Regions from separate parts of the Homo sapiens genome. Here region 2 is linked to region 1. The links are chromatin loops, found by intact Hi-C in ENCODE. Cell type or tissue: GM12878. All regions are shown on one strand. Each heading gives the region's core, and the rest is flanking DNA. Links, peaks and the distances in the headings are about the cores only.

What was found. A loop is a pair of places that touch in the nucleus more often than their neighbours do. Peaks named below come from ENCODE experiments on the same cell type or tissue, not always from the same donor. Only the 100,000 strongest peaks of a DNase experiment are listed, where the experiment ranks them.
Region 2: a loop joins it to region 1, with 9 times the contacts of the local background. A loop is called at or near these places in 6 of 110 quality-filtered maps.

The regions. Positions count from the first base shown.
Region 1 is chrX:119,777,873-119,782,745 of GRCh38, reverse strand. No RefSeq gene overlaps it. Among named protein-coding and RNA genes, the nearest start is that of SNORA69, 7.2 kb to the left of the region's middle. In GM12878, for the core only: a CTCF peak has its summit at 2,848; no DNase peak of the experiment used is centred there.
Region 2 is chrX:119,617,359-119,622,231 of GRCh38, reverse strand. It overlaps SEPTIN6 (septin 6), which reads left to right. Exons shown (of 11, transcript NM_145799.4): 11 at 2,181-4,873. Among named protein-coding and RNA genes, the nearest start is that of NKRF, 13 kb to the right of the region's middle. In GM12878, for the core only: a CTCF peak has its summit at 1,977 (motif pointing left); a DNase peak (open chromatin) is centred at 4,243; H3K4me3 peaks cover 319 bases; H3K27ac peaks cover 2,423 bases.

The sequences.
Region 1 (4,873 bases), core at 387-4,386:
GAAATTTAATAATGCACCAAAGCACTTGGTTCAGTTGCCTGACTAGGAAAAGGAGATGAGGAGTAGGGAGTGAGCAGGAAGAACGTTTTGGTGTCAGTCCCCAGCACAGATGCACCATATGTTGGCACAGGGAGAGGGACGTTGTGATGGGAGGCTGAGATAAAATCAGGCTGAGCTGCCATGGAGTTGGTGCTCAACATAAGCTGCTAAATTGATGCCAGTTCTCTTCCAACTCCAGGGTTTTAATTTGGAGGGACAGAGTAACCCCTCAAGGTCTTGCAGGCAAGCCTAAGGTTGAATCCCAGCTTCATCACTGAACCAACTGTGGGACCTTGCTCTCTTAGAAGACTTTTATATCCAGTCATACCTGACTACCTCAGGTTTGTAAGGATTGAATGATGTCTGTAAAGGATTAGTTCCAGGAGTGTATTTTCAAGGTAACTTCAGTCTATGCTCCCAGGTAAAAAGGTTTGTTTTTTTTTTGGGAAGGAGTCTCGCTCTGTCGCCAGGCTGGAGTGCAGTGGCGCAATGTCGGCTCACTGCAATCTCCGCCTCCCGAGTTCGAGTGATTCCTCTGCCTCAGCCTCCCGAGTAGCTGAGACTACAGGCACGCACCACCACGCCTGGCTAATTTTTTTGTATTTTAGTAGAGACGGGGTTTCACCATGTTGGCCAGGATGGTCTTGGACTCCTGACCTCGCGATCTGCCTGTCTCAGCCTCCCAAAGTGCTGTGATTACAGGCGTGAGCCACTGTGCAGAGCCTTGTTTGTTTTTTTTTGTTTTTTGTTTTTTGGATTTTTTTTTGAGACAGAGTTTTGCTCTTGGAGTTCAATGGCGCAATCTCGGCTTACTGCAACCTCCACCTCGCAGATTCAAGCGATTCTCCTGCCTCAGCCTCCCAAGTAGCTGGGATTACAGACCTGCACTACCATGCCCAGCTAATTGTATTTTTAGTAGAGACAGGGTTTCACCATGTTGGCCAGGCTGGTCTCGAACTCCTGACCTCAGGTGATCCACCAGCCTCGGCCTCCCAAAGTGCTGGAATTACAGGCGTGAGCCACCATGCCTGGCCGTAAAAAGTTTTTAAAAAGAGAAAAGGATCAATTCCACTAGATATTCTTCCATTTTACAGGTAAGAAAAAGGTAAGCTGGACGCAGTGGCTCATGCCTGTAATCCCAGCACTTTGGGTGGCCGAGGCGGGTGGATTGCTTGAGCTCAAAAGTTCGAGACCAGCCTGGGCAACATGGTGAAACCCCGTCTCTACCTCAAATACATAAACTTAGCTGGGCGTGATGGTGCACACCTGTGGTCCCAGCTACTTGGGGGGCTGAGGTGGGGAGGATCGCTTGAACCCGCGAGGTAGAGGTTGCAGTGAGCCCAGCTTGCACCACTGCACTCCAGCCTGGATGACAGAGTGAGACCCTGTCTCAAAAACAAAACAAAACAGAAAGTACCACCTCCCATTCCCTTGTCCTGGAATGTTCTCCCTCTTCATTTGGTTAACATCCATTCATTCTTCAGGTCTCAACCTGCTTGTCACTTCCACAGGGAGACCTTCCCTGACTTCCCCCTCTCTTCTTCCAGTCCAGTTAGGTTCTTCTGCTTACTACCTCTTAAATTACCCTGTAGTTTTCCTTCACAATTGTAACTATAAGGTTACATGTGTGGTCAATTAATTGATGTCTGCCTCCTTTGCTAGACTGTGAGCTCCACAAGGATAGATCCAGAAGGGTATGTCTTGCTCGCTACACTTTGCTTTCAACAAACTGCATCTGGCATGAAGGAGGTACAATAAATGCATTTGTTGGCTGGGCGCAGTGGCTCATGTCTGTAATCCCAACACTTTGGGAGGCCAAGGCAGGCAGATCACGAGGTCAGGAGATCAAGACTATTCTGGCCAACATGGCAAAACCCTGTCTCTACTAAAAATACAAAAATTAGCCGGGCATGGTGGCACACACCTGTAGTCCCAGCTACTCGGGAGGCTGAGGCAGGAGAATTGCTTGAATCCGGGAGGCAAAGGTTGCAGTGAGCCAAGGTCCGTGCCACTGCACTCCAGCCTGCCAACAGAGCAAGACTCCGTCTCAAAATAAATTAATTAAATTAAATTAAATATTTAAAAATAAAGTAACCATAGGAAAACTGGGTGCAGGCTATACAGGAACTCTCTAATATTCTTGCAACTTTTCCGTAAATCTAAAACTATTCTAAAATATAACTTTATGACTTTATTTTAAAATAAAATAAGGCCAGGTAGAGGGACTTACACATGTAATTCCAGCACTTTGGAAGACTGAGGCAGGAGGATCACTTGAGCCCACCAGGAGCTTGAGACCAGCCTGGGAAACATAGTGAGACCCCATCTCTACAAAAAAAAATCCTTTTAATGAGCCAGGTGTGGTGTCACACACCTGTAGTCCTTCTACTTGGGAGGCTGAGGTGGGAGGATCGCCTGAGCCCAGGAGTTTGAAGCTGCAATGAGCTAGGTTTGTGCCACTGCACTCCAGCCTGGGTGACAGAGTGAGACCCTGTCTCAAAATAAATGAAATGAGTATTCATTTATGAAAATAACCGAGCAAACACCTACACCTGAAGTGAAATTAATGAAATATGCATTTTAAAGTGTGGCACTCAAGAAGGCATGCTGATGGTAGAGTGAGTTCCTGGTTTATTTACAAATCACCAAAAGTTGATGAACTCCACTGATGATGTCTGCATCATAAACACCTTAAGTTGTGTCTACATAGGTCAGTTCCGCATAGATTGATAGAGAAAATGTCCTATTCATAGGATGTCTTGTCTTAGCAAAACACTTCGTGTAGGTGCTTTGGTTAACTGCATGGGGGCAGCAGAGCGACATGGAGCGCTCACAAAGCTATGGAGCTGGCCGGGCCTGAGTTCACATCAAATACATACCTCTCACTTAGTAGTTGTGCGACTTTATTTTCATTTATTTATTTATTTATTTTGAGACGGAGTTTCACTCTTATTGGCCAGGCTGGAGTGCAATGGCACGATCTCAGCTCACCCCACAACCTCCGCCTCCCGGGTTCAAGCGATTCTCCTGCCTCACCCTCATGAGTAGCTGGGATTACAGGCATGCGCCACCATACCTGGCTAATTTTGTATTTTTAGTAGAGACGGGGTTTCTCCATGTTGGTCAGGCTGGTCTCAAACTCCCGACCTCTGGTGATCCGCCTGCCTCGGCCTCCCAAAGTGTTGGGATTACAGGTGTGAGCCACTGTGCCCAGCCTAGGTGACTTTAGAGGAGTTACTTAACCTCCCTGAGCATGTGTAAAATGTGTAAAATGGGGTAAATATTGTGCTATAACTTGCTTTGGCAATTAAATGAGATGGTGTGTTAAAATTGCCTGGCCTATTGTATAATAGCAATCTTTAAGAATGTCTGGTATAGGCCCAGCACAGTGGCTGATGCCTGTAATTCCAGCACCTCGGGAGGCCAAGATAGGAGAATCACTTGAGCCCAGGAGTTCGAGACCAGCCTGGGCAACACAGCGAGACCGCCCCCCCCATCCGTATTTAAAATATATATATATAAAATAGAAAAAAAAGAGTTTCTGATATAAACCTATAACTGATATTTGTTTCTTCCCTCCCTGCCTCCTTTCCTTCCTTCCTTCCTTCCTTTCTTCCTTCCTTCCTTCCTTCCTTCCTTCCTTCCTTCCTTCCTTCCTTCCTTCCCTCCCTCCCTTCCTTCCTTCCTTCTCTTCCTCTCTCTCTCCCTCCTTTTTTACTCTTGACATATTTGGGGAGGGAGTAGATAGTTTCTGTTCCGGCAGGCAGTTAACAGAAATTTCACACTGGTGTAGATATGTAGACCCAAACTGAAAACTGAAAATGGATGAATAATAAATACATTGCTGTAAGACTCCCTGAAGTACAAGTCTCGAGCCCAGTACTATTCTTAGGAAAGGGTGAAGGGTCCCAAGAAGATGAGGATGTTCATCTCTTAATAGGAGCATTCAAGAATAAATTTCATTCATTTAACACATATTTACAGAACACCTACATGTGCCAAACAGTGCACTGGCTGCTGGGGATGCAGTGGTGAATAGGTTGGGCATGAACCCTGCCCTTAGGATCTCACAATCTATTCCAGTGGCCACAACACACACACACACACACACACACACACACACACAATCCTGCAATCCTGCAAGTTTCTTGATTTCATACTTACTTGTGTGCAATGCATACTTATGTTTTTATTTTATCCCATTTCATTGAAAAAATGGATTTCATGCCCCACTAATAGGTTGCTTGTGTAGTTTGAAAGGCATGGATCTAGTCAAGGAGATAAATACATAGACAATTATCACACATTGTTATAAGCACAATGATAGAGAAGTATTCACAGAGGCCAAGGAAAATATTCTGAACTTACATATTTTAAATAAAAAAGGTCTGATATGGCTGATGCCAAAACAATGTATGTCCGTAGTGTGAAGTGCATATTTATATTTTATTTTATTAATTTATTTATTTATTTTTGAGATGGAGTCTCGCTCTATTGCCCAGGCTGGAGTGCAATGGTGAGATCTCAGCTCACTGCAACCTCCGCCTCCTGGGTTCAAGCGATTCTTGTGCCTCAGCCTCCCAAGTAGCTAGGACTACAGGTGTGTGCCACCACACCCTGCTAATTTTTGTATTTTTAGTAGAGACGGGGTTTTACCATGTTGTCCAGGCTGGTCTCGAACTCCTAACCTCAAGTGATCCACCCGCCTCGGCCTCCCAAAATGCTGGGATTACAGGCATGAGCCACTGCGCCCGGCCACATTTATATATTTTTATCACCAAAGTGACATTCATATGCTTGCAATATGCATACACATATATTTAGTATGTAATTT
Region 2 (4,873 bases), core at 389-4,388, 160 kb after region 1:
AGTGCACAGTATATGGATAGTATACACACATCAAAATACGTCAGCCTTCCCATGAAACCTAGAACATAGGCCATTGCAGTGTTTTTTAGATTACTCTTCCCCTAGGAAGTAGACAAAGAATAAAAATAAGATATGAGCATTTGTATAGCTTTTATTACTTTCCAAAGTGTTTTTTTTTGTTGTTGTTGTTTTGTTTTTGTTTTTGTCTTTTGTATAGTATCTCATTTTATACTTACAACAGGTCTGTGAGGTAGAGAAGGAATAATCCCCAGTTTGCAAGATGAGTAAATGGAAGCTGGGCGAGGTGGCTCACTTATGTAATCCTAGCACTTTGGGAGGCTGAGGTGGGAGGATCACTTGAGCCCAGGAGTTGGAGACCAGCCTGGGCAGCATGGTGAAACCCTATCTCTCTATTTTTTTTTTTTTTTTTTAAGAGAGTTGGCTGGGCATGATGGCTCACGCCTGTAATCCCAGCACTTTGGAAGGCCGAGGCAGGAGGATCACCCGAGGTCAGGAGTTCAATACCAGCCTGGCCAACATGGTGAAACCCTGTCTCTACTAAAAATACAAAAATTAGCTGGGCATGGTGGCGGGTGCCTATAATCCCAGCTACTTGGGAGGCTGAGGCAGGAGAATTGCTTGAACCCCAGAGGCGGCGGTTGCAGTGAGCCAAGATCGCACCATTGCACTCCAGCCTGGGTGACAGAGCAAGACTCCATCTCAAAAGAAATAAAAATACACACACACACACACACACACACACACACACACACACACACACACACCAGCTCTGGGCCCAGCTGTGACTCTTTGCAGCCACAGGCAAGTCTGTTGACTTCTCTGTGTTTCTTGGTCTACTCATATGAAATGGGGATCAGTTCTACTTGCTGTATTTATGTCACAGGAATGAAATTTACATGGAAGAGAGGTCAAAGTATTATTTAAGCACAAACCAATGATGGGTTTCCATAGTTCACATTTTCAGGTAACTGTGGTCTGGACCCTAGAACAGAGTTCTGCAATCATCCCCATATGCTCTGCAAACAGGTCTTGCCCCAGAGTACCAGTTAGCTGACTAGGACAGCTCTAAGGATCTCCTGGGGTGAAACCTCAGCCTCCTCTACTTTCCCAATGGGACAGGAAATGCAGTGGCTAGAGCCTGGGGCTCTATCCAGTGGCCTGAGGCCACTTAGAGATTTGTGGAAGGTATTCCTGTACAAGGTATTGGGTGGTGGTGCTGGGGGTGGGTGGTGGTGCTGGGGGTGGGTGGTGGGGGACACTAGTCAGGACCTAGTCATTAAGAAGAGATAGGCCGGGCTCAGTGCCTCACGCCAGTAATCCCAGCACTTTGGGAGGCTGAGGCGGGTGGATCACTTGAGGTCAGGAGTTCGAGACCAGCCTGGCCAACATGATGAAACCCCCGTCGCTACTAAAAATACAAAAATTAGCCGAGCGTGGTGGCAGGCGCCTGTAATCCCAGATACTCAGGAGGCTGAGGCAGGAGAATCGCTTGAAATTGGAAGATGGAGGTTGCAGTGAGCCAAGATCACGGCCACTGCACTCCAGCCTGGGCAAAAGACCAAAACTCCATCTCAACAACAACAACAAAAAAGAGCCGGGTGCAGTGGCTCACGCCTGTAATCCCAGCACTTTGGGAGGCCAAGGCGGGCAGATCATGAGGTCAGGAGATCGAGACCATCCTGGCTAACACGGTGAAACCCCGTCTCTACTAAAAATACAAAAAAATTAGCCGGGTGTGGCGGCGGGCTCCTGTAGTCCCAGCTGCTGGGGAGGCTGAGGCAGGAGAATGGCGTGAACCCGGGAGGCAGAGCTTGCAGCGAGCCGAGATCGCACCACTGCACTCCAGCCTGGGTGACAGAGCAAGACTCTGTCTCAAAAAAAAAAAAAAAAAGAAAGAAAGATAAAATGTATTTTTGTGGTTGTTGATCATTATTTTGCTGGCTAATGCCACTGCTGCCATCATGTGGGAGTGTGTGTGGAGTGTATGAGAGAGAAAGCATGTTCCCCGGAGCCAATGCAATAAGACCTTAAGACCATCTAACATAGCTATATTCTAATTTAGCCATTAGTCCTCATTACTTAATTTTCTTCTGACTTTTTTTTTTTTTTGGTACATTAATCTATCCATTCATTAACTCAGCTTCTCTTTTCATTTTCAGTTTGGGCTTCCTGTAGACACCCTTTTCCTGCGCAACAGAGCTGGGCCTCCCTTTCTCTAATTTCCCCCTTAACATGCCTGGGGGGCATACAATCCAACCCGCGCCCTCTCCTCTCTTCCTGCCAAGGTTTATAGAAACCTGAGAATCTGAGGGTGATGTCTGGCCGCTGGTCAAGAAGCCAACAGTCATGTGGCTCGCAGATGCATCCTGCATCCCAGTCCCCCTCCCAGCACCCCCAGCCATCCCCCCTGTCTTCCCCCACATCTTTGCCAGAGGTGTGACATGGTCAGGGGGCCCATCTGCTACTCTTTCCCACCAGCTCCCCTGTTCCAGTTCTGGTTGCTGTTAGTTTCCCTGAGGTATTTGCAACCACCATGGCTGGGTAACCACCGATCAGCACAGCTGTCCCCTTGGTCTCCTGTATCCCAGTCACTAGTCCTCCCTGGTCCACCCCACCCTCATCCTCAGGAGCCACAGCCATTTCTTAGAGGGTTTCAAAAGGACAGCCTTTGGCGCCTTTTCCTTCTAACCTTTGAGTCCAGCCCTTTCCAGTTTTCATTCACTCGAAGTAACTGCACTCAAGCTGTGCTCAAAATCGGCAACGCATTTATTTACACCAAGCCCTTCCCATAAAACACAACTGCTGAAGAAAATAGCAGACGTTTCCCCTCTCTCTAACTCTGGGTATCCCACAGATGCAAAAGGGAGAATAAACCTGAATATTATTACCAGCCTAGAGTCTTGAATGATAGCCTTACCGAATTCTTCTTGTGAGGTATTTCAGCATCTCGGGGGGTAATTTCCGGAAGGGCTCCATACTGTCCCAATAAGGTGAGGCCAGTAGCAGGAATAATAAATCCCACTTTGTAGGCTGGAAAACTGAGCTGTCAAAAGAATCAAGTGTTTGGGGGTTTGCTCTGATGAGTCTTCTAGTTCATTTGGTGAATGTCATGATGATTTTTAACATGCATTTTGCATGCATCCCCCAATAAGAAGAGATGAGACTCGGCCGGAGAGAAGAAAAGGCCCTTAACTTTCTTTCCAATTTAAGGAGTTGAGAGTTTAAAAATATTCCAGCCCTAAGTTTTTATCATGGGTCCCATCTGATAGTGGCTTTGGGAACCTCTGTGAAGTAGAGAGCCCTCCCTTGTCAGGGTTATGAGGCACAGTGGCCTTTGGTGTTTGGCCAGTGACAGTGTGAGAGATGGAGTTGACCTGGCAATGATCTGTGGCTAACATGCCGTCTCTCTGCCCTTCCTTTGCAGTAATCCATGGCTGTGTACTGAATAGTATTCCCCGCTACAGCTGGACTGGACTCCATTTAGCCTTTTAAGCCGAGGTTCCTATTTTAACTGACAGCTTTCCTTTGGGGTGCCAGGCAGCGAGGCCCCCCACCCCTATCCTGCCATGTACTTCAAGCTCACTTCTTCTTTTTGAGTTCCGCAACTTGCTCCTGCCTCCCAGCCCCACTGGCACTGACCATGACCACCTACTTCTATTTTTTTTTTAGAGTTTCTTTTTTTGATCACTTACTTTCAAAGCACACAGTCAAACAAGGTTATGCCAAATTTCCAGGCCTTTTTGAAGTATTGAGAAGGGGAAGGGGATTTCTCACTTCAATTATAGATCATAATAGGAAGCAAAAAGAAAAAAATGAAAAGCAAACATATGCACGCACTTTTCTTGTTGACAAAGCAAGAATATAGGTTTGCTGTGTAGGTTTGGTGCTCTATTGATTGGTGAGTGACCAGAGCAAGTATGAAGGTGATGCTGCCAAAGCACAAGCCAGTTTCTTGGGAAAATTCAAGTTACAGTGGAGTATTTTTTTGAAGACCATATGCTTGGAGGTAGAAACAAACCAACGACCAAAAAAAAAAAAAAAAAAATCTGCTCAGATACTCAGCCAGTAGCTCAGAGAGATGCTGAGTTAGGCCTGTCAGGTCTCCTTGGGAAAGGCTTCATATTTGCAACTTTGATGATTCTATGTCCAGCTTCAGAGCTGCTTTCCCAGAAATTCACGCTTAAACAACCAACCGGTAACCACCACTTCCCCACACCGCCGCCCGGTAATTATTTGCATTACAAACCGGAGGCGCCCTCATTTGCATTTGTGTACAGATTAACTAGTTAAGGCTTGAGAAGCTCTGAATAATTCAAAAGTATTAGACCCACACAGCCTTGGAGAGACCTTCAGAAACTAAGGAGGAGTTTTATATTAAGGGAGACATTTTAGTCAGTAAGACGATATAACCTACTTACTCCGTAAGGGGAAATGAAGGCCCAGAGAAGGGAAGGGACTTGACCGAGGTCCCACTTCTGTTTCGAGGCAGAAGCCAGACTAATTTTCATGCCTCCTGACTCCCAATCAGTTTCACAAAGGGATTCAATCTGTTTATATACGTTACATTCCTGGATACGAGGTCTTTTGATGTTCAGAGTAACTGACTAGTTAGTATTAGAAGACCCTCGAGGTTTTTTTCCACAGAAAAACATCTGAAGATGGATTGGGTGAGGGCTGGCAAAACGAAGGCATGCCGGGCCAGCTCCTTAACCCAATGACCCAGTGATGCTGCAAGGCTGGAACGGGGTCCAGGAGACTGTGTGTAACAGGTGCCCTAGGTGACCCTTATAATCAGGGAAGTTTGGTGAACAAAAATCGAACCCATGAGTGAACATAAATTAAAAAGTTGATC